Linked DNA regions of Homo sapiens: region 1 is linked to region 2. A link is an interaction called in ENCODE POLR2A ChIA-PET data of the cell type or tissue named here. Cell type or tissue: MCF 10A. All regions are shown on one strand. Links, peaks and the distances in the headings refer to the core of each region. The heading gives the core; the rest is flanking DNA.

Region 1 (15,820 bases), core at 3,592-11,591, 60 kb before region 2:
TGTGATTAGCTCATGAGAGCTCTGCCCTGACGAATGGATTAATGCTGTTATGGAGAGAGTGGGTTAATTACTGTGAGAGCAGCATCCTTATAAAGGATGAATTTGGTCCCAACCATCTCTCTCACCCATGTGATGCTTTCTACCACCTTATATCGCAGCAAGAAAGCCCTCACCTGATGCTACCCTTGATCTCGGACTTCCCAGCCTCAGGAACTGTGACCAAATACGCTTCTTTTCTTTATACATTATCTAGTTTCTGGCATCTGTTATTATAGCACAAAACAGGTTACGAGCCAGCCTCATGGAACTTACCAGAAAAAACTACTAATGTGCACTTTTGCCTTTCTTGTTTATCCCTTCCTCTATCTTGCTGCCTAGAATGCAAAGGCCACCATGATGGACCACGAGGTGCCTCCATGCCCTAGGGATGGCTGAAGCCATCAGAAGGGAGTACAGGTTCTTGAGGACTTCAGGGGGCAGAACTATGATACTAGTCCTGGACTTCAAACCTTCAGACTTTGAAGTGAGAGAAAAATACACTATCTTGTTTGAACCATTCAAATATAATCGTAACCAATATAAGATTCTTCTCTTCAGGCTTGAAAGACTGAGGAACAGCTTAGCTTAGGTTAGGGTGTGGAGAGGTCCTTGAAGGAGGACCCAAAAGACACAGGCTTCAGTTTCCTGGCTGTGCATTTATGAAGAGCAGGACCTTAGGCAGGTCCCCTTGTCTTTCCAGGTCTCCATTATTTGATGGTAGAATGGGGATCAAAATAATATCTGCCCATGACATGATTATCTATAAAACAAATGCTAAGGAATCTACAAAAAAGCTAGTAGAGCTGATGAGTTTAGCAACGTCAAAAGATATAAGGTCAATATACAAAAATCAATTTTATTTCTAAATACTATCAATGAAACATCGAAAACTGATGTTAAAATACTGATTTCCATGGTGTCAAAAATATCAAATAGTCGAGATACATTTAACAAAATGTGTAAGACCTATACACTGAAAACTACAAAACACTGCTACAGAAATCAAAGATCTAAATAAATGGAGAGATATGTCATGTTTATTGGTCAGAAGACTCAATATTGTTAAAATGTGAGTCCTCTCAAAATTGATCTATCAACTCAAGTTACTCTTTATAGAAACTGATATTCAACAGACCTGGAAAAATGCCAAAATAATTCTTTTTCAAAAGAGGGGCAAAGTTGGAGGACTTACATGTCCTAATTTCAAGGCACTCCTGGGATACAGTGACCAACAGAGAGTGGCCCTAAGGTAAGGACAGATATGTGATCAATGGAGTGGACAGCTCATAACTATATGCATTCAGTTGTTTTTGAACAAAGGCACTAAGAAAATTCAATAGGTAAAGGATAACTTTTCAACAAATAGTGTCCAAACAATTAGATATTCATATGTCAAAAAAATACACCTCACACTTCCTCACACCCTACATGATATAAACTTGAAATAGATCATAGACCTAAGTGTAAGAGCCAAAACTATAAAATTTGTAGAAGAAAGTATGTGAGAAAATCTTAGTGACTTTGGTTTAGGCAAAGGTTTCTTAAAGAGGACACAAACTGCAATAAAATATGAATAAGTTGGAATTCATCACAATTGAAAACTTCGGTTGTTTAAGGGACAAGCCATGAACTGGGAGAATATATTTGCAAAACATGTATCTTTTAAAATAATATTTTTAATGGACACATAATAATTGTACATACTTATAGGGTACAAAATGATATTTTGATACCTGCATATAATGTATAATGATCAAATTAGGGTAATTAGCATATCCATCACCTCAAACCTTGATCACTTCTTTGTGTTAGGAACATTCAAAATCCTCTCTTCTAGCTATTTGAAAAAATACAATAAATTATTGTTTACTACAGTCATCCTACAGTGCTATAGAACACTAGAACTTAGTCCTATCTAAGCTGTAATTTTGTATCCATTAACCTACCTCTTCCTATCTCCTCTACCCATTCCCTTCCCAGTCTCTAGTAACCACTATTCTACTCTCTACTTCTATGAGGTCAACTATCTTAGCTCTCACGTATGAGTGAGAATATGCGATATTTGTCTTTCTGTGCCTGGTTTATTTCCCTTAACATAACTACCTCCAGTTTCATCCATGTTGCTGCAAATAACATAATTTCATTCTTTTTTATGGCTGAAAAATATTCTATTTTGTATATATACCACATTTTCTTTATCCATTTATCTGCTGATGGATACTTAGGTGGATTCCTTATCTTGCTGCAATAAACATGAGAGTACAGATGTCTCTTTGACAGGCTGATTTCCTTTTCTTTGGATATATACCCAGAAGTGGGATTGCTGGATTATATGGCAGTTCTATTTTTAGCTTTCTGAGGAACTTCCATACTGCATAAAACACGTATTTGATTAAGGACATATTCAGAATGCATAAAGAACTCATACCAGCCTGGGCAACACAGTGAGACCCCATCTCTATAAAAACAAAATAAAAAAAAAATTTGTCAGGTGTGGTGGCACATTCCTATAGTCCCAGCTACTTGGGAGGATGAGATGGGAGGATTGCTTGAGCCTAGGAGTTTGAGGCTGCAGTGAGTCAAGTACACAATGTCACTACAGGGAAAGGCAAATCAAAACTACCATTAAGCCAGGTGCGGAGGCTCATGCCTGTAATACTAGCACTTTGGGAGGCCGAGGCAGGTGGATCACCTGAGGTCAGGAGTTCGAGACCAGCCTGGCCAACATGGTGAAACCCCGTCTCTACTAAAAATACAAAATTAGCTGGGTGTGGTGGTGCATGCCTGTACTCCCAGCTACTTGGGAGGCTGAGGCAGGAGAATTACTTGAACCTGGGAGGCGGAGGTTGTGGTGAGCCGAGATCGTGCCATTGTACTCCAGCCTGGGCAACAAGAGCAAAGCTCCATCTCAAAAAAAAAAAAAAAACAAAACAACAACAACAACAACAACAACAAAAACTAGCATTAAATATCATTTTACACCTGCTAGGCTAGCTATAATTTAAAAAGTGGAAAACAACAAGTGTTAGTGAGGATGTGGGTGGAGAAATTGAAACCTTTGTGCACTGCTAGTAAACATGCAAAATGGTGCAGCTGCTGTTAAAAACTTTTGTGGTTTCCAAAAGGTTAAATGTAGAACTACCATATGATCCAACAATTCCATTTTAGGTATGTATCTAAAAGAACTGAAAGCAGGGACTCAAACAGACATTCCTAGGCCAATGTTCATAATAGTCACATTACCACAATAGGCAAAAGGTAGCAACAACTCAAGTGTCCATTAATAGATGAAGGTAGAAACAAGATGTGACATATATATAAAATGGAATATTATTAAGTCATAAAGAAGAATGGAATTTTGATATCTACTACAACATGGATAGACCTTGACCATATTATGCTTAGTGAAACAAGCCTGACACAGCAGGTCATACATTGTATGATTCCACTTATATGAGGTACCTAGAATAGGCAAACTCATAAAGACAGAAAGTAGAACAGAGGTTACAGGGGAGTAAGAACGGGGATTGTTGTTTACAGGGAGTTATTGTTGGGAATCATTAAAAAATTGGGTATAGATAGTGGTAATGGTTACATAGCATTGTGAACATATTTAATGCCACACAATTGTACACTTATGAATGGTTAAAATGACAACTATTATATTCATTTAGCACAATAAAAAAATACCTCCCTTCTCCTCCCCTCTAAAAAAGCCAATTCTTCTCATTTTCAACTCTTACATATTCTAATACCCTTCTGGTGATTCATAAAGTATATTAGCATATTAAAGGCTCTTTGAAGTCACACAGAAAAGAAAGCTGTCTAACTTTGTTTAATCCAGCATTTCACAAGTTTATTTGACTAGAAGTCCCCAACTCCAACAACCACTCATCTACCCCCACCCACTAGACAATGATTAATACCCTAGGAAGCTCACAGACTTTTTTGATGCTTATAAGATTGGGTTGATGAGGGAGAATACAACATGATTCTTCCCCTTGGCAGTGTGCAATCCAGTTTTGTTTTGTTTTAAAAAAGCTCACAGACATGAAACAACTACACCAAGATTTCAAACTGACATACTAACTTGGAAGGAGGGAAATAAAGTTTATGTTAACATTTTCCAAAGGAAGGTTTCAGTCAATTTCTGAAGCATCCGTCACCCATCTGGTCCACTCATTCATCCATTCATCCATCTATCCATTCACCTAAAACATGTTTATTGTGCAATTACTATTTTTTTGGCCTTAGGTTAGGTACTCCAGGGAATATCATAAAAGACAATGATTTATGTCTATGATACAGGACAGATTGGAGATCCTTTCATTTCAAAAACTGCTACTGGGACCTGGGAGAAGAACCACAAATTCTCAGAAGCCAGAAGAATGGTTCTGGGAACAGTTTTGCAGAGGAGCACCGGGGCTGGGTGTTGATAATGAGTACCACATGAGTAAAGGTAATAAAGTTGCCCTGAAATACTCCTCTTTTGTCTTTCACTCACAAAGAAGACTGTAGACTATTTTATAAGCCTGGCTTCTGATAACTCTGGTTTATGGGTCACTGTACCTTTTCCAAATGGTTTATTACATGCAGATTTCTCCAAAAGCCTTGGCTTAGCTTGAGAAACAATGCATTTGAATTTCTTTCATTCTAGAGTTTAGGAAGATTTCTCAGGATTACTATAGTAGATTGTGAAAGTGGTCTCAATCCTCCATCCCAGGCCCTTTGCAAAGGGATTGTGCAGCTCCTCCCATCAAAAGTGGGTCTCTTTCCACACCTATTGAAGTTGGTCTGGCTCTGTGACTTGCCTTGGCCAAAAGAATGAGGTAGAAGTGACAGTGTGCCAGCTTGAGTCCAAGCTTCGAGAGACTTGTACTCTTTCATACTTATTTCTCATCCTTCTTCCTCCTCTATGAGAACAAACCCAGCCTAGTATGCTAGAAAGATGTTAGAGGCAAGCAGAAGATAAGACATGTGGAGAAGAACTGAGGTAATCCTAGACAGCTGACAGAGAGCCAAGCCCCAAGGATATGAGAGACCCCAGCCAAGTTTAGCAGAGCTGCCCAGCCCAGCCCCAGTTGACCAGAGATACATGAGTCAGCACAGCCAAGGCCAGAGAAACCACCCGACTGATGTGTAGTCCTTTGAGCAACAACATATGGTTGTTGTTTGAGGTCACTGAGCTTTGGAGTAATTTGTTATACAGCATTGTTTATGGTAAGGAGGAATCAAATGACCTTAGAGAGGATTCAGTTCCGTTCTGTGTTTGCAAGCTAAGGTGCCAAAATAGAAACAGAACTGTTTGTATCTTGTCCTCCCACCTCATTTTTTAAGATCCAAACAACACCTATCTTCTGAGGTTCAGTTCAAACACCACATCTTCAAGAGGCCCCACTTCTATCCCCGCTCCGCTTACAAAATAATCTCCCTTCCACTGACCTCTCACTGCACTCTGTCTGCCTCTCTCTTTTTGGAAGTTACCACTTAAAGTCTTAAACTATAGCCATTTATATACATGTTATTCCCTCTTACTGGACTCTAAACTAGTGTTTTTAAACTATCTGTAATGAAGAACCACTTCAATTTCTAATTCACTGTGAATGAAACCATCTGTGGTAGGCAGAATTCTAAGAATGACTTCCAATGACCTTCATCCTCCTATAATCCCCTCCCCTTTGAGTGGAGATGGAACCTGTGAATATGATGAGATATCACTCCTGTGATTACATCAAGTTATATGGCAAAAAGGAGATTATCCAGGTCGACTTAACCTAATCACACACAAAAAGCTGAGAGCTTTCTCCATCTGGCGGTACTGAAGGAAGTCAAAGTGATTTGAAGAGAGAGAAGAATTAAATATGGCATTGCTGGTTTTGTAGATCAAGGGGGCCATGTATGGGTAGCCTCTAGGAACAGACAGCAACCCCTGGCCTGCACAAAAACCAGGGGCCTCAATCCTGAACTGCAAAAAACTGAATTCTGCCAACACCCTGAATGAGTCTGGAAGTGGACTCTTCTCCAGAGCCTCCAGATAAGAGCCCAGCCTGGCTGAAACATTGATTTTGGCCTTGTCAGACCCTAAGCAGAAACTCCTGTTTAGTCAGCTTAGTTAGACTCATGACCTGTAAAACTCTGAACTAATAAATTCTTATTGTTTTAAGCCACTAAATATGTAGCGACTTGTTACACAGCAACAGGAACATGATATACTTCTCAATAGTATGGCAGATTGTATTTTCAAAGGCTAGCTGCAATGAAATCTTCTGTCCCTTGTGCTCTTCTACAACCTTTCCACAAGCTCACTGAGAGATGGAATTTCCATCCTCTGCCTTTGAACTTGGGCAAACCTTTGTGAATGCTTCAATCAATAGAGTTTGGCAGCAGAGATGCAAAGTGACTTCTGATTTCTACATGACTAGATCATAAAAGTGCCAGGCACATTTTCCTTGTTCTCTTGGGACATTCATTCTTGGATCCCAGCCACCATGCTATGAAGAAGCTCCTCTATGGAGAGGTCGACATGGAAAGGAACTGACAGCCAGCACCACCTCACCAGTCATGCGAATGAGCCATCTTGGAAGTGGATGCTGTGGCCCCTGCTGACCCACCTGGCAGGCGCTGTGTGCAGCAGAGATAAAGTGTTCTGCAAAGTCCTGCTCAAATTGTAGATTTGAAGAAATGAATGACTGTTGTTCTTTTAAAGCCACTAAGTTTGGGGGCAATTTGTTAAGCACCAATAGTAACTGAAACAAGTGTGCAGCTTGTGTCACATGCAATTCACCACACGAGCCTGACAGCATGTGAACTGCTCTATGTCTATTCAACAAGATAAGTCTACTGAGCATGCACCTGGCTGTCATGGCAATATCAAACTACAACAAAAGTTTCTGAACAACTATCCTCAATTCCCCTATCTATCTCATTGTGAACTGGTGCTGGTCTGCAGACTACATTTTGAGAGGCATTGCTATAAAACATCTCTGGGCCAGACCCATTTTTATTCATCTCTGTATCCTCCCACGTGCTTTTTAGAATTCCTGGAAATAGGAGCAACTCAGTAAATGTTTATGAACTGAATAGAAGACCCAAAGAAAGCTGAGTCTGGAAGCTCAACTCATTCGTTTTATAGACGGTGATGTGGTAGTCCAGAGAGGTGAAGGAGTACACTCAGGGTCATGGAATGAGCCAGTGTCAGAACCAGGAGAAAGCCACAGAATTCCTGAAACCTTCCAATCCAGACGTTGGAAACTCAGCTGCTTATGTATGTTGTGAAGGGGGAGTGGCCAGGTGTAAGGCACTGCAGAAATATGATGGCTGGGGGAGAGGCGAGTGCATGCATGCCCATGTGAGGGGCAGCTGCTACCCCAGCTCCAGCCAACTGTTGCCAAGTGAGGGCCAATGGAACTAGATGTTCATTTTTCAAAGAGCAGCTGGAAAATTCAGATTTCTAGGGGCTATTTCTTGATTTTTAGTTTATTACATTAGATAAACAAACATGTTTGCAGGCTAGATTTTATCTAGCAGGCCACCAATTTGCAATTCCTGAGCTGGTTGAGTACCTGTAATTTACAGATAAGGAAAAATGAGGTCCTGAGAGGTTACAGGTTTCACCAAGAACACGTAGGAAGAGGTGGCAAGGCCATTTTCTGACTTGTCCAGGAATTTGGTGACGATGATGGTGACCCACATTTATTGAGCTCCTATCATGGGCAAGGCAATATACCAGGCACTTAGACCTATAGTTTCATTTAATCTTTTCAACAGTTGCAGGAAGCAGGCACTAGTAGTTCTCCTTTTTACAGACTCCAAGAAGCTAAGTAACTTGGCAAGATAGTAGCATAAGTAAGCAGCAGGTCTGTGTTCATAAGCATGTTTTTACAAGGGGAATGGTTTTCTATCACCTTACACCATTTCAATGTCTCTTTAGCATCCTACCTATCAAAGCCCCAGGTTCAGTTTTACCTGGAATTGTTGCAAAATCCACCTTCTAACATTGTCTATCATTTCAACCCAGAAGTAACTCAAGGTTGACCTGTTTCCTGTCCTCCAGAATCTGAATGACATTCAGCCTGTACACAGCTCATCCTCCCCAACTGTTGACTCTCCAAAGGGCCAGAGTGTGTCTGCAGCTACTGCAGTACAAGCAGCAGCTTAGGCTACAGGGCTAGAATGCCCTAGCTTTCTTTGCTAAATAGAAGGGAAGCATAGAATTGAAGAGGTGAAAGAGGCTCCAGAGAAATCATATAAACCTATTATTTTCAAACTACATTCAATGGATCTCTGGAGATGCAGCAACTGGGAGGCGGAGGGGGAGCCCGGCAAGAGGGGCCCCAATTTCTTCTTTGTGATACATTAATTAGGCTTTCAAATAAGATTATGTGAAAAGTGTTCCACTGCTTTAAAAAACAAGTTTGAAAACCAATGATCTAATCCAACTCCTTCACGGCATTTTTAAAATGCCAAAAACCCTATAATTTGATTTGCAATTATAAAAGTAATAAAGGCACATGGTGAAAGATGCAGCCAAAAGGGTACAATGAAAAATAAAAATTTCTCCCTACTCCCAACCCTTACTCTCACCCCCTAGAGATAACCACTATTAACAACTGCTTGTGTATCCCCTCCAGATTTTTTAATAAACAAACTGAGCCCCAGGGATTGGCTTGTCTGAGGTTATTTGGCCAGGCTCAGGGCTATTTACTGGACATTATGCTCCTGGCAACCCTCTCTCCTTTTATAACTTGCAAAAGTCTGAAATGTTTCCACAGATTGCAAACTCTCTCCCCAGTCCACTTGCAGCATGAGAAACCATACATTATGCATCTGCTGGCCTCACTCCCTGAACAGGAAGCTTACACGTCTTTTTCATGTGACTTTATTTCTCCACGATCTTTGTTTCATATGGTGGAGAAACCACCAGAATCAGGTTCTCAGTGCCGGCCAGTGTTCAAGCCAGGAGCAGCAGCTATAAAACTGCATGCTCAGCAAGTAACTGGGCCACTAGACAGGAAGTCAGGCTTGAACCAAATTCCTGCAAGGGGCCACACCTCTATATCTGTGACCTCAGAAGATCCTCCTCCAACAGCTTAGGTTCTTCTCTGAGTGCAGTGTTAACCTCTCCACTCCTCTCCTGGCTCTGAGGCCACTCTCTCCCTAGTCCCAGTCTTCCTGCCTGCCCTCTTGGCCTCAGCTGACCCCTCGCCCTCAGCATTCCCCATCTGCAGCCCCCTTTCCTAACCACCAGAAACTGCAGATCCACCTCCAGGCTGAGCCCATTTCCTACCGTCTAGAGTACACAATTCAAGGTTGCAGTAAGCTATGATCTGGCCCCTGCACTCCAGCCTGGGTGACAGAGTGAGACCCTGTCTGTAAAAAAAGAGTACATATAAGACAGAGCACTCCGAGCCTCTTTCTCCCATAGAGAAGACCTGAAATGCTAACACTTATTGGACTCTCTATGTTCCAGGCTCTGCGCTAGGCAATTTCAAGTCCTTATCTTCACCACAAGCCTAGAGGGTGGCACTATTATTATCGTTCCTATTTTATAGATGAGGAAACTGACATGGAAGTGGTAGCTGGGATAGGAACATGGAGCTGGCTAACGCAAGGTTCAGGAGGGATTTGCTCAAGTTCCTGATGCAGGTGAGTGGCGCTGACCCCCAGGCCTCTGATGTCTGCCCACTATACTCCATTACACTGCCCACGTGGTGTTCCTGGAGGGACAAAACACCCACAGGTAACCCTGGCTGACTGTTACCAATTCCCCTCCCTGTTATCCATAGCCTAGTTCCTTTTTGAGGCTCCTGAAGAGGACCCTGAGCCTAAAAGAAGGCCATAGATCTGGGAAGAAATTAATCCCACATTACTTGTCAGCAGTGGCACAGACTCCCTGCCATTACCTAGGTTACCTGACTGGAGTTTAAGCCACTACCGATCACTCCCCTATTTACCTTAATTAATCAGATTGGCATGGCTCCCTCAGGAGGGGTGCTCAGACCTCCCTGTGCCCCTGGGATAAGTGAGGAAGTTGGGGAGCGCTTCTTGGCGAAAAGACCTAAGAATTGCAGGGAGGCAGCCCTGGAGGCCAGGGCGGGTAGGAACACTAACAGAGGGGCCGCCTGCACCAGGTGGGACAGAAGAGGCTCATTCCCAAGGGTATTTACTTGCCAGGAAATATCAACTATCACTCAGAAGGCAAAAATATGCTGCCAGGCAAAGCATAATTATAAGTTGTATTATTTGAGCTATTCATAAGGAAGGCATGAGACCTGAGAAAATAGCTGTCTCATACGTGAAGGGCCTCATTTCATTTTGCATGCTTTAAAAAATTATGCAGGAAGGAGGCAGAGCAGCAGCTGGAGGTAGGGAGGAAAGCCTTTCCTCTGCATACTGCAGAAGGCTTATTTTCTAAGAAACACTCTATTGGATGACCTGAACCTCAGCGTGGACTCTACCTGCATTTCTGGCTTTTGACTCTTTCCTCTCTAGGTGTGCATTTTAGTTTCCTGAAGGAGTCACAGATGACTGGACATGTGGCATCCACTGGGACATTGTCTAAAATATGTCAAGGCTCAAAAGATGCAAGATTTATAGACATAATGACTTCTGCTTCCTCACCAGATAGAAATGAACACATAATGAGAAGGACAGACAGACAGACACACCCACACACAACCCCTTGGACTTAGAAAGCTTGAATGCAGCAAAATCATCTAAAAGAGGCTTTGGCTCTATTATTTTTATTTTATGTATTTATTTTTTGAGACGGAGTTTCGTCCTTGTTGCCCAGGCTGGAGTGCAATGATGCAATCTCGGCTCACTGCAACCTCTCCCTCTGGGGTTCAAGCGATTCTCCTGTCTCAGCCTCCCAAGTGTCTGGGATTACAGGCACCCGCCACCACGCTGGCTAATTTTTGTATTCTTAGCAGAGACGGGGTTTTATCATATTGGTCAGGCTGGTCTCGAACTCCTGACCTCAGGTGATTTGCCCACCTCAGCCTCCCAAAGTGCTGGGATTACAGGGCTTTGGCTCTATTATTAAACCCTTACAGCAAGCACCACCAGATCTACATACAGCCCCAGCCTCATTTACAGGACTCAAATATCTGTCCAGGCTATTGTTTCTTTGGACATACTACTTGTCCACTTTATCCTTTTTTAAGGCATCCAGTGGGCCACACAAGCAAATGAATTTAGACTGGCCACTTGGTATCCCTTTTTTTTTTTTTTTTTTTTTGAGATGGAATCTTGCTGTCACCCTGGCTGGAGTGCAGTGATGTGCTCTCGGCTCACGACAACCTCTACCTTACAGGCTCAAGCGATTCTCCTGCCTCAGCCTCCCGAGTAGCTGGGACTACAGGTGTGCGCCACCACTCCCAGCTAATTTTTATATTTTTAGTAGAGATGGGTTTTCGCCATGTTGGCCAGGCTCCTCTTGAATGCCTGACCTCAGATGATCTGTCCATTCAGCCTCCCAAAGTTTTGGGATTACAGACATGAGCCACTGTGCCCAGCCAGGAGTTCCAATTTCACAAGTGACCCTGAACATGGTGTGTAATGACCAGGCCTCAGTCTCTTCATCTGGAGAAGAAGGAGGATACTTCATCCAGCTGACTGGAGGATCAAAGGGCAACATGCATAGGAAAGCGTTTTGTAACGTGAAGGACCATGCACATGGAAGTGCTCATCATCGTCCTCTGAACTGGGTCACCCGTGACACCAGTGGTCTCATGTTGTTCAACCAGGGATGCAGAAATCACTCCATTTGCCTCTTATTGTTCTGTAAAAGGCCTGTCAAGCACGTGGGTCCAGGCCATCTCCAGCCTGGCCCTGCCCTTGTTCTTAAGCAGAATGATGCTAACTTTGATTAACCATATAACTGGGTATCCAGTCACACAATTAGACTACATAGAACTAAGTAAAATAATAGAGCTAGATCTAGTATGCATGAGGAATGCCTACTCTACTGTTCCAACTTCAGGGCACACCGCAGGAAATAGATGTGTGGGTATAGGCTGAAAGATGTGAGATGTAAGCTTTTGTTGGGCAGTAGAGTTTGTAGAAGCTCCAGTTTGAAGCCAGATAGCTGACATGCATTTATCAAGTATAGTCACACATGAATGAGTCAAATATGTTCTAAAAGTTGAGACCCCCTTCATCTCCATTAGGAACCTCAGCCAAGCCACTTGGCTTTGAAGGTTAGTCTGGCCTTTGATAAGAGAAAGAGTAAGACCTCTGGACCCGAGGTTGTGGGGCTCAGTATCCCTGCTTGGGTCAGACTACCTGGACTTGTTCTGCTAGCTTCAGTGCCCAGACTCTTTCCTTCTTCCTTCAGACAAGGTCCCACCTCTCACCTTGGTGTCACTGTGGGCTTCCCCTTGGTCTTCTGACTCAAGAGCCCAGTCCCTCCTACCCTCTGCCAGTCCAGCCCCTAATTCCCTTCCGAAGGATGTCCCAGACTCTCTAATGTCCTGTCTGCCTCAACCATACCAGGCTCCCTCCACTGACACTGTTCTCTGCCCACCAGCCTATAACCACTCACTGTTAGAGGCCTGGAGGCAACCTTGCTTGGGTTGTGGAAGCCAACCTAGTTCAGTAGGCCTGCCAAGTCCACTGGCCCCAGCCACGTCCAGCTGGGCCCGGCTCTGGTTCTGACAGTCTCACATTTCTGAAATATGTCAGGGCTCAAAGGACACAGCATTTATAGATATATTGAGCCAGGCTGCTTTTAGTGTCCTTCTGATACCACATGAAGGAGGAAGCACATCATAATAGACCAAGTGGTTCTAGTATATTATAGATTCTGCTTTCAGAATACCAAATGGATCAATAGGACTTTTTTGTGTGTATTTTTAAAAATTAAGTATTCACAAAATCCAATAGAAGAGTCAATAATGTTGGGATGTAGTAGAAAATTCTTGGAAAGGAACAATAATAGCTAGCATTTATTAAGCTTAATACTTTTTAGCAGCACCTGTGCACTTTGGGAGGCTGAGGCAGGCGGATCACGAGGTCAGGAGATGGAGACCATCATGGCCAACATGGTGAAACCCCGTCTCTACTAAAATACAAAAAATTAGCCGGGTGTGGTGGCAAGCGCCTGTAGTCCCAGCTACTCAGGAGGCTGAGGCAGGGGAATCACCTGAACCCGGGAAGTGGAGATTGCAGTGAGCTGAGATGGTGCATTTGAGCCACAATGAGATGAGGGCATCTCAGATTCTTTATATTTTCCAAAATAAACTCTATTTTTTAAGTAGGGATGGGGGGTCTCACTATGTGGCCCAGGCTGGTCTTGAACTCTTGGTCTCAAGCAATCCTTTCGCCTTGGCCTCCCAAAGTGTTGGGATTACAGGCGTGAGCCACTGCACCTGGCTCCAAAGTGAATTTTAATATTAATAAGTTCCCTGGAAACTTCTTGAGAAATCCATTTCCTCTTCCTTTTCTCTTATGAGGTGCTCTTAAGACCTATACCAGAGTATAATTTAAACTTTATTAAATGAGAAATAAATCTCAGGTGTTACAACACTGATAATTCAGGTTTGATCTGTTATACCACCTAACACTACCAATAAGAATGCAAGTCCAAAGTTACACACCAACACACTTCCTTGAATAGATTTTTCTGAATGCGATTTAATATTCTTTTGCCATCTTTATAAACTTAAGGATATCCTAAATTGTTACTCAGATGTGCACACTGTTTATCCAGACCTGTCTGCTCTACTGTCTCTTCCCCTTGAATGTTGTCATTTGGGGCTCCTTAACTCTAATGTGATATTTAGTCTGGGTGAGAGCCTGAAAGTACAGCTACCTCTGTGGTAAGAAGTTGCTTGGATGCTGTTTGGCTGAGTCTCTTTAGCCAACCCAGGGAGTGTAACCTTTTATGGTGGACTCGTAGGAGTCTGAAGCTCCATGAGTGGGTTGACCCTCTAACACTGTGGTATTCAGTGAACTTCAGTGTCAATGGACTGTGCTGTGCCCAATATTTGAAATGACGTCATGGGTGAACTCTTCACGGGTAGGGACTTGCTCCCTTACAAGGTGCTTGGCTAACTTTGCTTTGGTGATGGAGTCTGTTAATTGTATGTACCATCTGACCTTGCTAATAACTGCTCAAGCTGCAAACCTGCTTCTAAAGTCACTATGTTATAAGCAATTATTTGGCTCTGTGCAAAAATGTTAATTTCATGCTTTGTAAACATATCTCTTGTAAAAGACCAAGCTGCCTATAAAATTTGCTTTTGACATTCCCAAGATAATCTTCAGGGGAAAGGAAAAAGGGGATATCCTGTTAATCAGTTTCTACAACCTTCTTTTTCTTGAGACTTTTTCTTTTTTTAATGACAAACTAGAGGTGTCAAGTTTCACTGAGGAGGCAGGAAAATACCCAAAGTGAAGACTGGCATCTAAGGATGCTTAAATTCTTGCAAGTTCATTGTGTACTTTCAATTAGGTACAAGGAGTTTGGGAAATCTGGGAAAATCACATGCTTTTGGCTGACTAAACCTAGTGTCTTAGAGTTAGAAGGCTCTTAGCAATGATTTGGTCTACATACCTCACTATGTTGGCAAGGAAAAGGTGACCCAGAAATGAGACATCCTGCCAGGCTTACACAGAGGTCAACACTGGGGCCAAAAATTGAACCCAGAGGCCTTAATTTCTAAGTAGCATATTTTCCAGCAAGACATGGGCCCTAGGGCAGACAGGGAAAACCTAAACTGTTTTTTAAGAAATGAAGAACTCCAATCATCCTCTTCTCCAGTGATTTTCTACAGGGCTATGTGTTTCCTGGCATCCTGCTGGGCAGGGACAAGAAAGCAGCTGAAGAAGCAGATCACCGAATTCAATTCAAGAGGCATGTCTGGGTCACCTACAACAAGTGCTTCTCACACTTTCTGCCACCCTCTACCTGCTACCACTTTCCCCAAAAAACATCATGTGCTTAGAGCAGGAGCATCTGGGAAGCTTTTGGCCCCAAGTAGCCACAGCTACTTTGCTTCACCTTAAATATTCATCCCATATTGCAAATCGTACTTACCACGCCATGATTTGGATGTTTTATTTTAACTTTATTTTAATATAAAAACGTGTTTCTCTTCCTGTCTTCTCTAAATAGTTTGGGTCATCTTCATGCTTTTGGAAGGAATGTTGTGATTATCCAGCATGAACTCACTGTATGAAAGACCATACAAAGGCATGGGATCCAATTAACTCCAATATTAGCAGAAGGTGCTAAGATCTACAGGGGACTGAAAGCCTAGGTAATGAGCTATGGGTACACAGGAAAAGGAGAGATCAATTAAAATTTGGAGCAAAGTTCTCCAGAAGGATGAATAAGTTCTGTTTGTTTTAGAGGGTCTTGCTCTGTCGCCCAGGCTGGAGTGCAATGGCACAATCAAGCTCATCGCAGCTTCTAACTCCTGGGCTCAGGCAATCCTTCCACCTCAGTCTCTTGTGTGGCTAGGACTACAGGTAGGCACCACCACACCCCGCTAATATTTTTTTATTTTTATTTTTATAGAGACAGGGTCTGGCTACCTTGTCCAGGCTTATCTTGAACTCCTGGTCTCAAGGGATCCTCTCACCTCAGCCTCCCAAAGTGCCAGAATTAAAGACTTGAGTCATCACACCTGGGAAGCTGTTTTTTTTTTTTTTAATGATAGTCTTTAATTTTATTTTCCCTGACTGTAGATTGTTGGGAAAAGAGAAAAGCACAAAGGAGAAAATTTAAATCCTCTATAGGAAACTAGGTAAAGGGTTCATAGGATCTCCCTGTAAT
Region 2 (15,820 bases), core at 4,803-12,802:
CACCCAGGCTGGAGTGCAGTGACGCGATCTCAGCTCACTGCAACCTCCACCTCCTAGGATCTGGTGATCCTCCTGCCTCAGCCTCCTGAGTAGCTGGGATGACAGGCCTGCACCACCACGCCCAGTTAATCTGTGTATTTTTAGTAGAGATGAGGTTTCACCATGTTGGCCAGGCTGGTGTCAAATTCCTAACCTCAGGTGATCCACCCGCCTCAGCCTCCCACAGTGCTGGGATTACAGGTGTGAGCCACTGCACCCGGCCTGCTCCCTCCAATTGTTATTCCCTTTCTGTCATCTTTGTTGCCAAGGTTAAGTACATCCTTCAAGGCCTAGCTCAAATGCTAACCCCTTCATGGTGCTTTCTGGCACAGAGCCAAAAATAAATGTTCACTTCTTGCTCTACAATGCTCTGTTTATAACTTGCTTATAGTTCCTTAATACAGTCTACCTTATACTAGAGAGGCAATTTAGCCCAAAGGTTAAGAATGGGGCCTTCAAAGTCAGACAGTATTGGGATTGAATCCAGGTCCCCCATGTCCTAGCTGTACGAACTGGGGAAGTGACTTAACTTCTCTAAGCCTGTTTCCACATCTGCCAAATTAAGACAATCTACCTCAGAGGGTTGTTCTGAGGATTATCAAGCCAATAAAGCAGATCACGCATGCAATAATGATTAGTATTAGAATGCATGCCTTACGCCTCTCCCTCCACAGATGAGGGCATCCTGAGAACAGTGTCCATGTCTGATTATGTCTGTACCTTTCCTTCCATCTCTTCTAGCACCTAGTACGGTGCCCTACACAGTGTTTTTCTCAAATTATGCAAAATAATATCCAAACTCAGAGTTAATATGATAAATATTCATGTTGGTACCACATTCAGGTTCCACGGGATTCTTAAGGTTTACTACATTTGTTAAATTTCAATGTCTTACTTATCCCTGGAAACCCCATATGCTCTAGATTTTGCCAGATGATACTGATACCTTATTAGGAAAACAAAAAGGCAAGCCACAGATTGGGAGAATATATTCACAAAACATATATTAGACAAAAGACTTGTAGGCAGAATACATAAAACATTCTTAAAACTCAACAAGACAATCCAATTAAAAAATGGCAAAAGATTTTAACAGATACTTCACAAAAGACATAAAACGGCCAATAAACACATGAAGAGATGCTCTTCATGGCAGAATGTAAATTTCATGTGAGACATTAAGATGTCACTTCTTCACATCTACCAGAATGGCTAAAATTAAAGACTGACCATTCTAAGTGTTGGTGAGGATGCGGAGCAGCCAGACTCTTATACACTGATGGTGGGAATGCAACATGATACAGCCACTTTGGAAAACAATTTGGCAGTTTCTTAGAAAGATATATATATACCATACAATCCAGCCATTCCATTCCTAAGTATTTACCCAAGAAAAACAAAAACATATATATACACAAAGACTTGTATACAAATGTTTATAACAGCTTTATTTGTAATAACCCAAAGCTAGAAACAATCCAAATGTCCATCAACAGGTAAATGAATAAATGAATTAGTCTATCCATGTAATGGTCTACTACTCAGCAATAAAGAATGCACTGTTGATACACACAAGAACATGGATGAATGTCAAAAAGCATCATGCTGAGTAAAAAAAAAAAAAACAGGCAAAAAGGAACACATACTATATTATTCCTTCAATACAAATTTCTAGAAAATGTAAACTCATCCAGAAAGACAAAAAGCAGGCAGGTGGTTATTAGGGGACACAGAGAGGAATGGGTAACAAAGGGGCACAAAGAACCTTTTGGAGGTGATAGAAAGGTTCATTCTCTTGACTGTGATGATGGCTTCACAGGTTTATATATATGTTAAAATTGATCAAGTTGCACACTTTTAAAATGTGCAGTTTATTGTAATTCAAATATACTTCAACTAAGCTTCACGGAAAAAAAAGTACCAATACTTAAAAAAAAAATCCTTTAAAAAACAAGCAGGCAGTCCACTGGCAAAGTAAGCAAGGCCTCAAGTTGGTCTGAAAGCTGCTACTGTAAGCGCGGTGTCAGCATAAAGAGTGGCAGGAAGGCCAAGAAGCAGGAAGCTAGGCAGACAGGCCTCAAGTCGCACTGCGGAGTGCTGTAAATGTGGCTTGAAGATGACTGGCTTTTTGAGGTTGCCTTCGTGGCAAAACTAATTTCTTCAGTACCCAAGTCCTGGCAGTCCAATACTTAGAGCCTGAGAGAGATGTCAGGTTGCATTCCTGTGGTTTTTTTTCCTTTTCCTGTGTTCACTGTGAAAGTGATTCCTGGGTGCCTGTGAAGCCTTCACCCAAAAGCAGGCTTATAATGGTGAAATTTCAGGCATGGCTGGAGGCCTAAAGACACAGATCCTTGGGGAATAGGAGCGGCTGAGTTTTAGAATGGCTCCAGGCAGGAGCTCTGTGCAGGATGTGCAGACTCAGTAAGGCACAACTCAGGGGCACCCTAACCCCCGGAGCGGTGCAGGGAGGATACCCCTCACCCCAGAGCCCCTGGGAGGCAGAATTCCCTGCTCCAGTCATATAGGAAGGATGGGGCCTTCCCAGTGCTCCCTTCAGCAAATATTATTTTAAGAGAAGAGCTAAAAAATGAAATGTCAGTGGAGCAGCCGAGGGACATAACTACCTATTCACCCACGTACCCTGATTCTAGCCCTTGTCTGTTATAACATTACCTTATATTATAAGAGTGCGTCTATCTAGAAGTCCCTTAACCTCCCGGTGTCCTGACTTGCCCATCTGTTGAATAGGAGGAAAATCCCTACCTATTTCATTTATCTTACTTGTGAAGGACAAAAGTGCACATAACCCTGAGAATCCTGGAACAGAGGGGTCAAACTGGCAGGTCACAATCAAGACCCTGCAGGCACAGATGGCTTTATTTGGCCTGCATGATATTTAAAACTCAGGACAGTCCATATTTTTAAAAATCCACAAGTCTGTCTTTTCTTGAAAAATCAGAAGAAGGATCTGGCCTTGCTGGACCCACATTCCCAAGCAATTGGCTGGAGCTGAGTAATGACTGACTCATTCAGGTCACTGGCTTGGTCCTGTGGCCATTTGTGTTCACCCCAGAGTCTGTCAGAAAGGTACCTGGACTTCTTCTAGTCCAGACCACTCCTCACCCAGGACATTCTGTGACAGCCCCATCAGATGGCTCCAGCTTTGAACATTTCTCTTGCTGTGGGAACTCCCTTTTAAGGATGCTTATTTGCAGGATTCCATTTGCTTGGAAGTTCTTTCACATATTCCAGCGGAAGGTCTGTCCTGGTAACTTCCACCCTCAGGTCCAGGTCTACTTTCCTTGCAAGCCTACCCACCCCTATTTCAGCACTTCTGGCATTTACAGCCACTGAGTTTCCTCCATGGAAACCTAAATGTGCAGTTTCTTCAGCCCTTCCCTTGAGACATAATTTCCTGATCCCTTGGTGTCCTGGCGCTTTGAACATGCTCCACTTTATCTGTGTCAAATGTGGGTTCTTCCTTCCCATTTTGTCCCAGTGAGCAGGTTGAATTAATTAGTAACTCATGTTCCTGCATGGTGGCTCTCTGGCGGGCTTCAAAGGGAGGCAGTGTCACTGAGTACTATAAGCAATACTAAATATGTTGTCAGTTTTAGTCTCAACATCCCAAATGATAAAAATAGATCTCATGGCATCAGACAGGATAATTCATCTTCTCTAAAAATCATTTCCAAAACAAAAATGAAACATCAGGGATTCCCATGTTTAAAAAATTATGTACGTCTTGGAGTGAAAGTAATTGTTAAAAAATAAGTAGCCCATACTTGGAGGCTAAGCACTTCCTATGGAAAGGAAATAAACAATATGTGAAGATTCGCCAGATCAGATCTGTTTAGGACAAAGGTTAAAACAAAGACAAAAATTCTCCTATGCCTACCATGGTTTTCTTGAAGGTCTACTTTGTGGGAGTGGGAAAAGCATTGGGTGTTCATGTCATCTCATAAATGAAATCTCTCTCCCTCTCTCTCTGTGGTGTGTGTGTGTGTGTGTGTGTGTGTGTGAGAGAGAGAGAGAGAGAGAGAGAGAGCGCGAGAGAGTGTTTGAGATCTTACAGAATTCACTTACTGTCTCTGGATCAGTTATCTGTTTTGTAAAACGTTGGGCTTGGAAAGATCACTGAGAGGTTCTCAAATTTGCATTATAATCACCTGGGCGTGTGCTTGTTAAACATGCAGATTCCCCGGCCCACCCATAGAAATGCTGAATCTGGAGGACTAAGGTGGCACCAGGAAGCCGAAGCCGTTGGCTGGGAGAGTGCCCAGGTGATTCTAGTATGTGCAGGTTTTTCAATCTGGTGGTAACAGCCCATGTCCATTCTTCCATCCATTATTTGGCATGCATTGTGTGGCAGGAGGTGTGCTAGACGCTGGAGGATAGAACAGTAAACTGGTCACACAGGCACAGCCTGAAAGGAGCTCATGCATCTGTAGGGTAGGTGAGGGGAGGCCACCAAGGACATGGATGACTGTCCTGGGATACGGTTAGGACCAAGACATCCATAAGCACAGGACACCACAGGAACCCACTCAGGCTGAGGAGGGCAGGGTGGTCAGGGAAGGCTTGCTGGGGGAGATGATGTCTCAGTAGACACCTGAAGCACGTGGAGGACCTGGCCAGGGAGGCCCAGACTGGCACATTAAGGCCTGGGGACCCAGGTAGAGCACATGTCGGGGAGTAGATGAGCTACATTGGGAGCCAAAGGCGAGCAGGTGGGAGAGCAGGGGACTACGACTACAGATGCGGTCAGAGGCCGGAGCAGCAGGGCCTGAGCAGCCATAGCAAGAAGCTGGATTTTATCCTAAAGTCTAGGGGAGCCGGGGGAGGGCTCTGGGCAGGGTAAGGACATGACCAGATGTGTTTTGGAAAGATCACTCTGGTTGCTGTGTGCAGAATACACTGCAGGGAAAAGGACACAGGAAAACAGAAGAAGAGGCTTCAATAAACAAAGACTCAGCACTAGAGGTGGCCAGTGTGGCGAACAGCACTGACTCTCGGGGAAAGCCAAGGCTTCTGTCTTCTTATTCCAGGTCCCACAGGTATGATTACCTTTTCCTTGCTGGAGAAACTTGGGGCTTACAGAACAGGAACTTCTTCCCATCTACACCCTCTCCCCCCAATTCTGTCTGGGCTGCTTGCTTCTCAGACTCAGAAAGGAAAATGGAAGCTGCCAGGTGGTTTTAACGTATTAACAAAAAGCAAGAAGGTTCTAGAAATGGCTCAGAAGAGAAACACCACTCATGCTTACCCTTTGGGAATATAAATACCACCTTAATAATAACTTACTTGTGGTTAGCACTCTACATTTTACAACACTTTGATCGCCATACCTTTTTGAAGATTCTCATTATGCCTGTGAAATGAATATTCCCATTCTAGAGAAGAGGAAACCAAGGCCCAGAGAGCTTGAGCGACTGGTACAAGGTCACAGGGAGAGCTGGAAACAGCACAGAGGCTGGAATTCATTCCACGGCTCTTCACTGCTATTGATCCCCGAGCCCATGGGACTATAATTAATTAAAATGTCTCTCCTCAGCACTGGAGACAGCGAACTGGAGAATTCAATGAGAATCTCTGCCCAGTGTGGAAGTGTTTCATCTTGAAGTCCTGGGAGGGCTTTTAAAATGAGAGAGGGACCCATGAGGTGGGGAGGGAGGAGGTGCCCCAGGCTTGTTAGAAAATGTCATCCCCACCTGAAAATGCCCACTCCACGAAGGCAGAGGCTGTGCATCTGAGCCCTCTCTGCTCTTGGGCGGTGGGAATAATCCTGGTCTCAGTCGAACAGCAGTGCCCAGGCTGGGGTGGGGAAGCGAGCTGGCAGGAGAAATAGAAGGAAGAAACCACATGGAATGATTCCCTTTCTTCTATCCCTACCCCAACATTTTTATTCAGGTCCAATCAGGGAGTTAAACTGTACAATTTATTTATAGAAAGTACAACAGTCTCTCCAAACACCAAAAAATTAATAGCTATTTTTGAGCTCTTACAATGTGCAAGGCACAAGCCCTCTCCATACAGTCTCCCAATTAATTTTTAGCATAAGTCTAGGCATCATCCTGAAGGTCCACATGGCTGTTACAAATGACAGAACCAAGATTCAACTCAGGCCTTCCTTACTGCAGGGCCTGCGCTGACCTGCTTGAGAGGGCAGGGGCCCCTCACCACACTTGTTTTGGTGACAGGGGTGTGGACAGGAAGAGGGATGCATCTGGCTCTGTGCATGTGGGAACTTTCATTGATTTTAATTCATCTGGGAGGCAAGCTGGAACTCTCTCCATCTCTTCCACTACCTGCTTTCTTGAGACGAGACAGGGACGCGGTACTAAAGAGTGAAAGAGCTCAGATAACAGCCCCACAGAGAAGAGGCAGCAGAACCTCCAATTCCCACAGCACTCAAGTGCCCCCAACCACCCTCTCACTGTCTCCCTTGCCCCTCACAACAAACCCTGTAAGGCAGGAAGGGAGATGTAAAATTCCCATTTTCCACAAGAGGAGCGTGATCTGCCAGGGGTCATGGAACACACAGATCCTGGAGCTCCATGGGCATCTCTCAGAGGGCAAACAAGGCTTTAGGCGGAAGCCACTGTAGCGCACAAAAATTGGGAAGGGTGGGAGTAGTGTCAGAGAGGTCTACCCAGACAGACGGAGAGGGTGGAAAAGAGATCTAGTGAAAGGAGGAGGAAGGAAGTGGGGGCTGCCTGACCTCAGAGGTTGAGGGATGATCTAATTTATCATCCAAGGCTTTCGATAACTGCTGGAGTGATTTTTATGGGCAAATGGCTCAACAAATCTCTAAGCACATAGGAAACAATTGAATAGGAGGTAAAAGGTAACAACGGTCTCATAATTAAAGCAGTGCTTCCCGGGGTTGGGCAGAGGGAAGCATTTCTCACACTGGAGGATAGGAGAGGAGATTTTTTTTTTCATAAGTTGACACAATCTACAAAAGTAAAAGCTGCCAGGGTCTACTCACAAGTAAAAAGCAATTGCTGAGATGTGAACATGACAATATAAAGGTTGTTGCCAGTAAGTAGGCCTTCTTGTGCAAATACGATCTTGTTATATAGTCCACCTGGAGTACAATTTAATAAATAAATAATGATGGACTAGAAGGAATTCCCAAACAACTGAGGAATGCCAGTTTCATGTTCTCTGAGAAGCTGGTAGGTTTTCAGTGAGTGAAGTCTTTCAATTGGTAAGACTTGGAGGTGCATTTTATGATTACAAATTTCTAATTTTCAAATTAATAACATTTATTTACTGAAAATTAACCAACGAGGACAATGAGGTTGTTCTGATGAACACAAATAATCTGAACTCAGGAATTGGAGACAACAGCTTGCAGCTTACATCTGCCTCAAAGTATAGTTTTCTGTTTGGTTTTAGTTGCCCAATGCTAAAAAAAATCTTTTTAATTTAATGGAGAGTTGATGCATTTGATGAATAAGTAGATACATTTTTTTAAAAAACACAGCCTGCCCTATAATCTCAGGATTATCTTCAATTAAACAGATGTTAAAAGAAAAAGCTGGTGACCTTCAACACGTAAAAATGCAGTATATAACACATAGCAGTATTTTTTAAAAATAATATTATTATTATTACAACTTTAAAAAGAGCTAACAATTTGAAACAATGTAAACACTGAAGCATCCATGTGAACTTCCAGAGACAGTTTGTAAAGTGCTGGCTGGGATGATCTCCAAGATCCTCCTGACCCTGGTCTCTGCCTCCTCCCTCACCATAACATCTTGAACAGAAAGCAGTGAAAACATCAGTGGCAGAAGCTGGCATGAAACAAACAGGTTTCCCCTCCACTTCAGAGGGGAAAGAGAGGAGAGAAGAAGAGAAGGTAACAATTACTGCCACAAACTCTACCTTTTCAAATAAATCTTTATATACCTAAAGCTAGATAAACCACCAGCTAAAAAACAGAAAGGTATGCAGATGCTCAGAGCTAAGAGGGCCCTGCCAAGTCCTCCTTCTGCCCCAGGGCTGAAGCCTTACCCCTAATAACTCAGTAGCTTCTGCTACAGAGAACACCAGATCCCCTTGAACAAGTAGTTCAAACACTTTGGAGACTGGCTAACATACCTGCAGCAGCGATGCACACAGATGGCAGATCTTCACAATGCATGCTGTGGCATGTTTATTCATTTTTAACCATGACAGTATTCTTTTGCTGTCTATCTTCAGGAGAAGGAAAATCACTGTTATATCTTAGGTCTAGAAGAACTAAAAGGCAGGGATAATTAGGAAAAAGAAGAAAAGACAGAGGTGGTGACCTCCACATCCCTGGAGCTATTCAAGCCAATACCTAGATAACACCTTTTTTGTTTTGTTTTGTTTTTTGTTTTTTGAGACGGAGTCTTGCTCTGTCGCCCAGGCTGGAGAGTGCAGTGGCGCCATCTCGGCTCACTGCAAGCTCCACCTCCCGGGTTCACGCCATTCTCCTGCCTCAGCCTCCCAAGTACTGGGACTACAGGTGCTCACCACCACACCCGGCTAATTTTTTGTATTTTTTAGTAGAGACGGGGTTTCACTGTGTTAGCTAGGATGGTCTCAATCTCTTGACTTCGTGATCCGCCCGCCTCAGCCTCCCAAAGTGCTGGGATTACAGGCGTGAGCCACTGCGCCCAGGCTAGATAACACCTTTGAAGGCAACTATAGAGAGGACTTCTCTCCAGGGTGACACGTCGTACTGAATGATTCCTAACGTTCCCTTCCAACTCAAACTCTGTTTCTAAAAATAAAGGCAACCCTTTTAAAATTAATTTTTAAGAATCACACAAGTTATACATATATGCAGTCATATCTCAGTACCAACAATAGTATAATGGAATTTACAAAGCATGTTTCCCATGGGTATTTTCTCAGTTAATCATTGCCACAGCCCTGCAACATAGCCATTACTGTTATTATCCCCATTTCAGAAGTGGGGCAGGGGCTCTGAGTTTAAGTAATTGCTCTGAGGTTAGGCAGTTGGAAAGCAGTAATTGCTGACAGCTCTAGGTTTCCCTCTGACATTTTCCTCCTCCTCTTCCCTTATCTTCTCCCCTTTTTGTCTTCTGAAAAGTACAGTTTCATAATGAGAAAATGGAGGAGAGAAACAGAATGAGCCTCCTGTACAGGTAGCTGACTGAATCCCTTCCCGTCACTTTGTACCACAAGATGATTCAGGGAAGACTTACTCATAACCTCGGTGTGTAATGAATATACTGAGTTGTGCAATAATTTTTTAAAAAATGGTTCATGCATATCTGAACCAATTTTGAAAAGAAAAAAATTAGTCCCTTTTTTAAGTTTAAAAAAGGAAGCATTTTAGTCTAAAGTGAGGAAATGAAAGGGAGGAGGTTTGGGGTTTTTTTTCTCCTTTTTCCAAATTAGGCTCTATCATTCCCACCGGTGATGAGTGCTCGCTGCTTCTGAGATCACAATGAAACATGAGGCTGAATTCCACAATGAACCGGCAGAGCAGACAAATGCCAATTCATTAAAGATGGAAAAAAGATTAATTCTAAAAGATAAGTCCCTCTGGTTGGTTATCAGGTTTGAATTTTCAATAGGAGAACCACCTGGTTTTTTATTTTGGAGGCTGATTTTTTTTTTTGTGCTTGATTTTTGGAGGCTGTTTTGGTCCTCAGAATTCAGATCAAAACCAATTTTTCTCAAAAATGTTTTACCAAAGAAGGTGTGGGTGGAAGTGGTTAGGGAGGAGTGATTCCCATCAAAAAGGCTTTCAGTATTCCAGTTGCTTGAAGAAGCCACATTTCTCAAATAACTGGAAGGAAACGAAGACTCCTAAAACCTTGCACTAGAGTTGAACAGTTTCTATAACATACCCTCTCAATCCTCTTTCTGATGGAGAACTCTGGAAGGGAGAAGTTGCTATGTCCTTCTTGCAAAAGAGACCCTTGGGGCCCAGAAAGATTTAGTAATTGGCTCTAGCATACACAATACAGGCTGTGCACATGGTTCGTGCCTGTAATCCTAACATTTTGGGAGGCCAGGACAGGAGGATCACTTGAGGCCAGGAGTCTTGAGACCAGCCTGGGCAACATAGCAAGATCCCTGTCGCTACAAAAAGTACAAAAACTAGCCAGCATGGTGGCACCTGCCTATAGTCCCAGCAACCGGGGGTGTTGAAGCAGGAAGATCACTTGAGCCCAAGAGTTTGAGGGTGCAGTGAGCTATGATCACTGCACTTCAGTCTGGGCCACACAGTAAGGGAAAAAAAAATAACCCCACGGCATAGACTTGTATCCTGAATGACTGATATCCTGTGATATCCTGATTTATATCCAAGCCAGTGTCCCTTGCCCCTCAAGAGGGAAAGCATTTCCAAAGAAAGATGTCAACTCAAGTTCAGCTTCCTGAAACCCAGCTTAGCCACTATGTGTGCCTATACAGAGAGGGGAATGGCCAGGCATCCCTCAAAGCATTGATATCCTCATGGACATAAAACAGAGAGAAACTGGGAATGGCCAGAATGTGTCATTTAAGACCTGTAGGAATGTTCGGCCTGGAGAGGTTGTTTTTCCTTTCAAATTCTTAATCCCTACAAATGAAGAGTGGTAGCTGTAGTTACCACTTACTTCTCTCATCTCAACTCTTTATAACAAACCAATGCAAAGAACTCAAGGAGAGCATAGCTGTGTTTGACTGTGAGCTGATAATAGTAGCAATAGCACCTAATGCTCATCACATGCCAGGCACTGTGCTGAGAACATTGAATAGTTTTATATGCATATTACAGATTAGGAAACTGAGGCACAGAGAGGTTAAAGTCACCTGCTCAAAGCTCTAAAGTAGAAGCGTTGAAATTTAAACCCATAGGTCTGACTCTGGAGCCTGTGATCTTTTTTTTTTTTTTTTGAGATGGAATCTCACTCTGTCGCCCAGGCTGGAGAGCAGTGGCGCGATCTCCGCTCACTGCAAGCTCCGCCTCCCGGGTTCACGCCATTCCCCTGCCTTAGCCTCCCGAGTAGCTGGGACTACAGGCACCTGTCACCACGCCTGGCTAATTTTTTGTATTTTTAGTAGAGACAGGGTTTCACCCTGTTAGCCAGGATGGTCTCAATCTCCTGACCTTGTGATCTGCCCGCCTCGGCCTCCCAAAGTGCTGGGATTACAGGCATGAGCCACCATGCCCGGCCTGGAGCCTGTGATCTTAACCACTCACTTACAAGCTGTAACTCACTCACTTACAAGCTGTGCCATCGTGCTTAAGTTACTTAATTTTTTCTAAGCCTTATGTTTGTAATCTGTGAATTAATCTCTGTTGTTAAGACAAACAGAGAAATCAGACGAAAATGTGAAATGGGGATGACAGCAACTCCACAAGGTAGTTCAAAGCATTAAATGAAGTAACGTAAGTGAAGTATTAATATTTAGCATCAGTATGGTCCCACTGCACAATTCCAAGGATGTTATTTATACACATAGATGTGCTACAAGGCAGTCCTGCCTGGCGCAGTGCCTGTCATGGTAGAAATGTTCAAATGCTATCATTATTATTCATTACCATTGTATGACAACATCAATAATCAGGGTTAAGAACCAAGGGGAAAGCTGCTCATCCATGAAGGCAGTGTCAGTTCCTTCCAAGAGCTCTCCTTTGCTACCATCTATTCTGATTTCTGCTTCCTCAGAACCCTGTCAAGCCATCTCTCATGGGACATCTTGGTTTTTATGAGCAATTTCAGAGCATGTCTTACTTCCTTCAACAGATGATGTAAACTTCTGGAGGGCAGACACTGGCCCTCCAGAAGCAAAAGGCTTTCAGGAACTATGGTGATTTAAAATGTCCATAACTTCTTCCACATTCCTCCCTCCAAGAAGTGGAGTTGAATTCTTTTTTGCACATAGGCTGAACTTCATGACTCACTTCTAATAGGATAAAATGTCCATCATGATATATAGCTTTGGAGACCAGGTCCTAGAAGGACTGTGGCTTCCTGCTTGCTCTCTCCCCGTCTCTTGGATGGTGTGCTCTGGGGAAAGTGAGCTGCCATGCTTCAGGGACACTCAAGCTTACTCATGAAGAGGTCTTGTGTTGAGGAACTGCGGTCTCCTTCCGGCTGCCAAGGGAGTGAGCCATCTTGGAAGTAGATTAACCGGCTCCGGTTGAGACTTTAGATGCCTGCAGGACTGGCCAACATCTTGATAGCGACCTCATGAGAGACACTGTACCACCACCACCCAGCTAAGCCCAAATTTCTGACCCACAGAAACTTTAAGATAACAAATGTTTGTTGTGTTACGCTACCACATTTTGTTATGCAGCACTATATAACCAAAACGGGAAATGCATGGTGAGTTTAACAGCAAGCAGACAACAGGAAAGTCACAGTTTCACAGCAGAAGGAGTAACCTGCATACACGGATGAGATTTTCTCTATTGTTAAGACAAAAGAGAAATCAGATGGAAGACCTGAGACACACTGGCTTCATGCAATCAGACTTTTGGTCAAAAATCACCAAGGGAAAAAGAGAGGGGAAAGTGTAGATGAACGTTGACTGAACAGTTCAATACTGCACTCCCTCCAGAGAGTCCATAGTGGGGGCTCCAGCTCCATCCCCTGCTCTTCCCTCCCCAGCCCCAGGGCCACCCTCCAACCACACAGCCTACCTGCAAGTTCCCCAAAGGGACCAAGCCCTTTCCTGCCCTCCTGCCTTTATACCTGAGGGGTCCTCCTCCTCCTGGCATCCCTTTCCTCATTTATTCATTTTTATTCATTTTTTAAAAAACTTTTTATTGTAAAATAATTTCAAACTAATAGGAAAGATGCAAGGCTGGTACAGAGGATCCTGTATATCCTTTATCCACATTGGCTGTTATCATTCTCCACATCTGTTTTATCACTCTCTCTCCCTCTCCCCCATCTACCTGTATCTACAATTTTTTTCTAAGCCATTTGTGAGAAAGTTGAAGACATGATAACCCTTTATTCCTAAATTCTTCAGTGTGCATTTTCTAAGAATACAGACAACAAAATCAAGAAACTTCACACTGATAAAATACTATTATCTAATCTACAGTTCATATTCAAATTTTGCCAGTTGTTCCAATAATGTCCTTTATGTCTAATTTATTTTTTTCTGGTTCAGGATCTAATCCAAGATGGTTTATTCCTTTTTTCACTCATCAAATATGTCACATGCCAGGCACTGCGTAGAGCACTGGGAATAAAATAGTTGGGGGGAAAACGGATACAGCCACTGTCCTATAACACTTACAGTTTAATAGAGAGACATGTTAATCAAATAATCACACTTATTGTAAGTCTGTATAATCACAAACTAACACATATGCTTTAATGCCTGAGTGGGCTGAGGGTTGGGGTAGAAGGGGGTCAGAAAGTTCTCTTGGAATAGGGACACCTGAGCTGCCATTAGAAGGGTGAGGCAGAATTAGCCAAGCAAAACTGTGTGTGTGTGTGTGTGTGTGTGTGTGTATGCATGTGTGTGTGCATGCAAGTGCATGTGTGCCTGTGTGCATGCACTTGTGTGCACGGTAGGTAACTGGAAGAGTGCTCCATGTAATGAGAGTGACATGTGCCAAGGCTCTGTTGCAGAAGGACACATGGCTTGTTGGAGATCAGAGTCGTTGGAGGGCAGAGGTGGGTGAGGGCACAGTGTGGGTAGGGGGCCAGGGGTGGAGTTTAGTCTTTATCCTGGAACAGGAAGCCACTTAGGCTTTCCCAGTGGCATAATTTACATTTCCAAAAGATAACTCTGACTGCTGCATGGAGAGAGGAAATGAAAATGATGCAGGTCAACCATCCCTTAGCCTCAATTCCAAAGTCCAAACAGGCTTTTTAAATAACTTTAAAAAAATAACTCATTTAGTGACAAAGCCTGACTTGAATAGACATGAGGCTATTTATAGTCTTGATTTATTCTCTTACTGTGAATACATTTTTGTGGCAGAAAAAAAAAATGTGTTTGATTATGGGGAGCACTGTAAACCCCACTAGAGCTATTACATAATAACACATGCACTTTACTAACATTCCTAAATCAGAAAGACTCTTCTGCCAGTGTTAGAGACTGACTGTTACATGACCCCAAAACTCCTATGTTGAAATCCTAACCCCCAAGGTGACGGTATTACAAGATGGGGCCTTTGGAAGGTAATTAGGTCATGAAGGTGGAGCCATCGTGAATGGGATTAGTGCCCTTGTAAATAGAGACATGAGTGCTTGCTCTCTTTCTGCTCTCTGCCACATGAGGACACAGCAGGAAAGTCACTGTCTATAAACCAGGAAGAGAGCCCTCCGCAAGAACCTGACCATGGTGGCACCCTGATCTTCGATTTCCAGCCTCCAGAACTGTGAGCAATAAATGTTTCTTGTTTAAGCCACACAGTCCATAGTATTCTGTTGCAGCAGCCCAAACTCACTGAGACAGTCAGTTATTAATTTATTGCCTCTCAGCCCCAAACCCACCTTCACTGCCTGCTATGCAAAAATGGTTCTGGGCCCTTAAACGTGTTTCCCTTGCCAGCTAACATGATGTTAACAGTGGTTAGTAGAAGATGCTGGAGAGACACTGCAGAAGGAAAGGCTTTTTTCACCCTGGTTCTGGTGTGTTCAGTAGGCAGGCAGCACGGGTGGCGTCTCTGGCACTAGCCTCCTGCAGCGTGCATGGCCTCTCCATGTCTAGCTCCTGCAGTACGCGTAGCTTCTCCATTGCCTAGCTCCTGCGGTGTGCAGCAATCACCGGCATCCAGCGACCAACAGCTTCTCCCAGCACCCATTCCCTTGGGTGGTTTTGTAGCAGAATGTCTTCCATGAGATACCTCACCATGTGTTTCTTCCTCCAGCACCCTAGCAGGCAGATTTCCTGTGAACTTTGCTGGGGTGGCACTCTAGTGACTCTCTACCACTCAGTAAGCATAGCTGTGCCCTCTCCAACAAAGTCAGGATCTCAGCTTACGGGGGCCTCTTCCTTGGGTGCTGTTAACTCAACACTGGGGGTAGGAGCTGTTCCTCTATCTGCCATTCCTATATTCTTTAGAGTGCTTTTCACTTCTTAATAGCCAATTTTCATCGCTCTAATCTCCTGTTACAGTAAATAATTCTTTATATTAAACTTCCTGTGTTCAAATCACTGTGTGGTTTCTCTGTCCTGACTGAACCTTGACTAATAATTCTAAATGCTAAAATATGCCTAATACACAGGGTTTGGGCTAAGAGATTCCAGACCTGTAATCCTAAGGGTATCTATGTACCACTTTTTAAATGCCGGGCACTATTCCAAGTGTTTTGTGTATGTGAATTCCTTTAATCCTGATAACTAACTTGTGAAGTAGGTACTATTATCAGGCTCATTTTAAAATGTAAGAAATGAGAGAGAGAAAATAAAAGATTAAGGAAATTTCTCGAAGTCACACAGCTAGTAAAGGGCAGAGCTGGGATTCAATCCTAGGCAAATCCATGGCTTTATAAGCCTGAGGTGAGTGGGAGGGGCAGGTAGAGGTGGCGGCCAGGAAGCCAGCGTGAAGGCTAACGTGAATCCTTCACTGTGCTCTCAGGCCTGTGCTCACTCCACCTATGGCATGCATCCCACTGCCCTGGAATTATCTGTCTAATGGGCCACCTGGTCCTCAAGGGCCGAGACCATGTCCTTTTCTCTTAGAATGTCAAGTGCTTAGCAGAGAACCAGCCTGGGGCATGTGCAGTGTTCAGTCAAAAACTGCTGGATAAATGACATATTGAATGAAGAACTGCAGACCTAAATGCCAGCTACACAGCAGGCT

The links. Peaks named below come from ENCODE experiments on the same cell type or tissue, not always from the same donor. Only the 100,000 strongest peaks of a DNase experiment are listed, where the experiment ranks them.
Region 1: POLR2A ChIA-PET joins it to region 2 with 9 read pairs; 5 of 35 experiments call an interaction of 5 or more read pairs at or near these places.

The regions. Positions count from the first base shown.
Region 1 is chr5:154,266,450-154,282,269 of GRCh38, reverse strand. All of the region lies in intron 1 of GALNT10 (polypeptide N-acetylgalactosaminyltransferase 10), which reads right to left. Among named protein-coding and RNA genes, the nearest start is that of MIR1294, 73 kb to the left of the region's middle. RefSeq lists an enhancer at 5,242-5,291. In MCF 10A, for the core only: no CTCF peak of the experiment used is centred there; a DNase peak (open chromatin) is centred at 5,139.
Region 2 is chr5:154,208,080-154,223,899 of GRCh38, reverse strand. The region is part of intron 1 of GALNT10 (polypeptide N-acetylgalactosaminyltransferase 10); the gene reads right to left. LOC107986465 (a long non-coding RNA gene) reads right to left here and starts at 5,744. Exons shown (of 2, transcript XR_001742939.1): 1 at 4,209-5,744; 2 at 1,467-3,842. RefSeq lists enhancers at 4,097-4,601, 4,602-5,108. In MCF 10A, for the core only: no CTCF peak of the experiment used is centred there; a DNase peak (open chromatin) is centred at 9,219.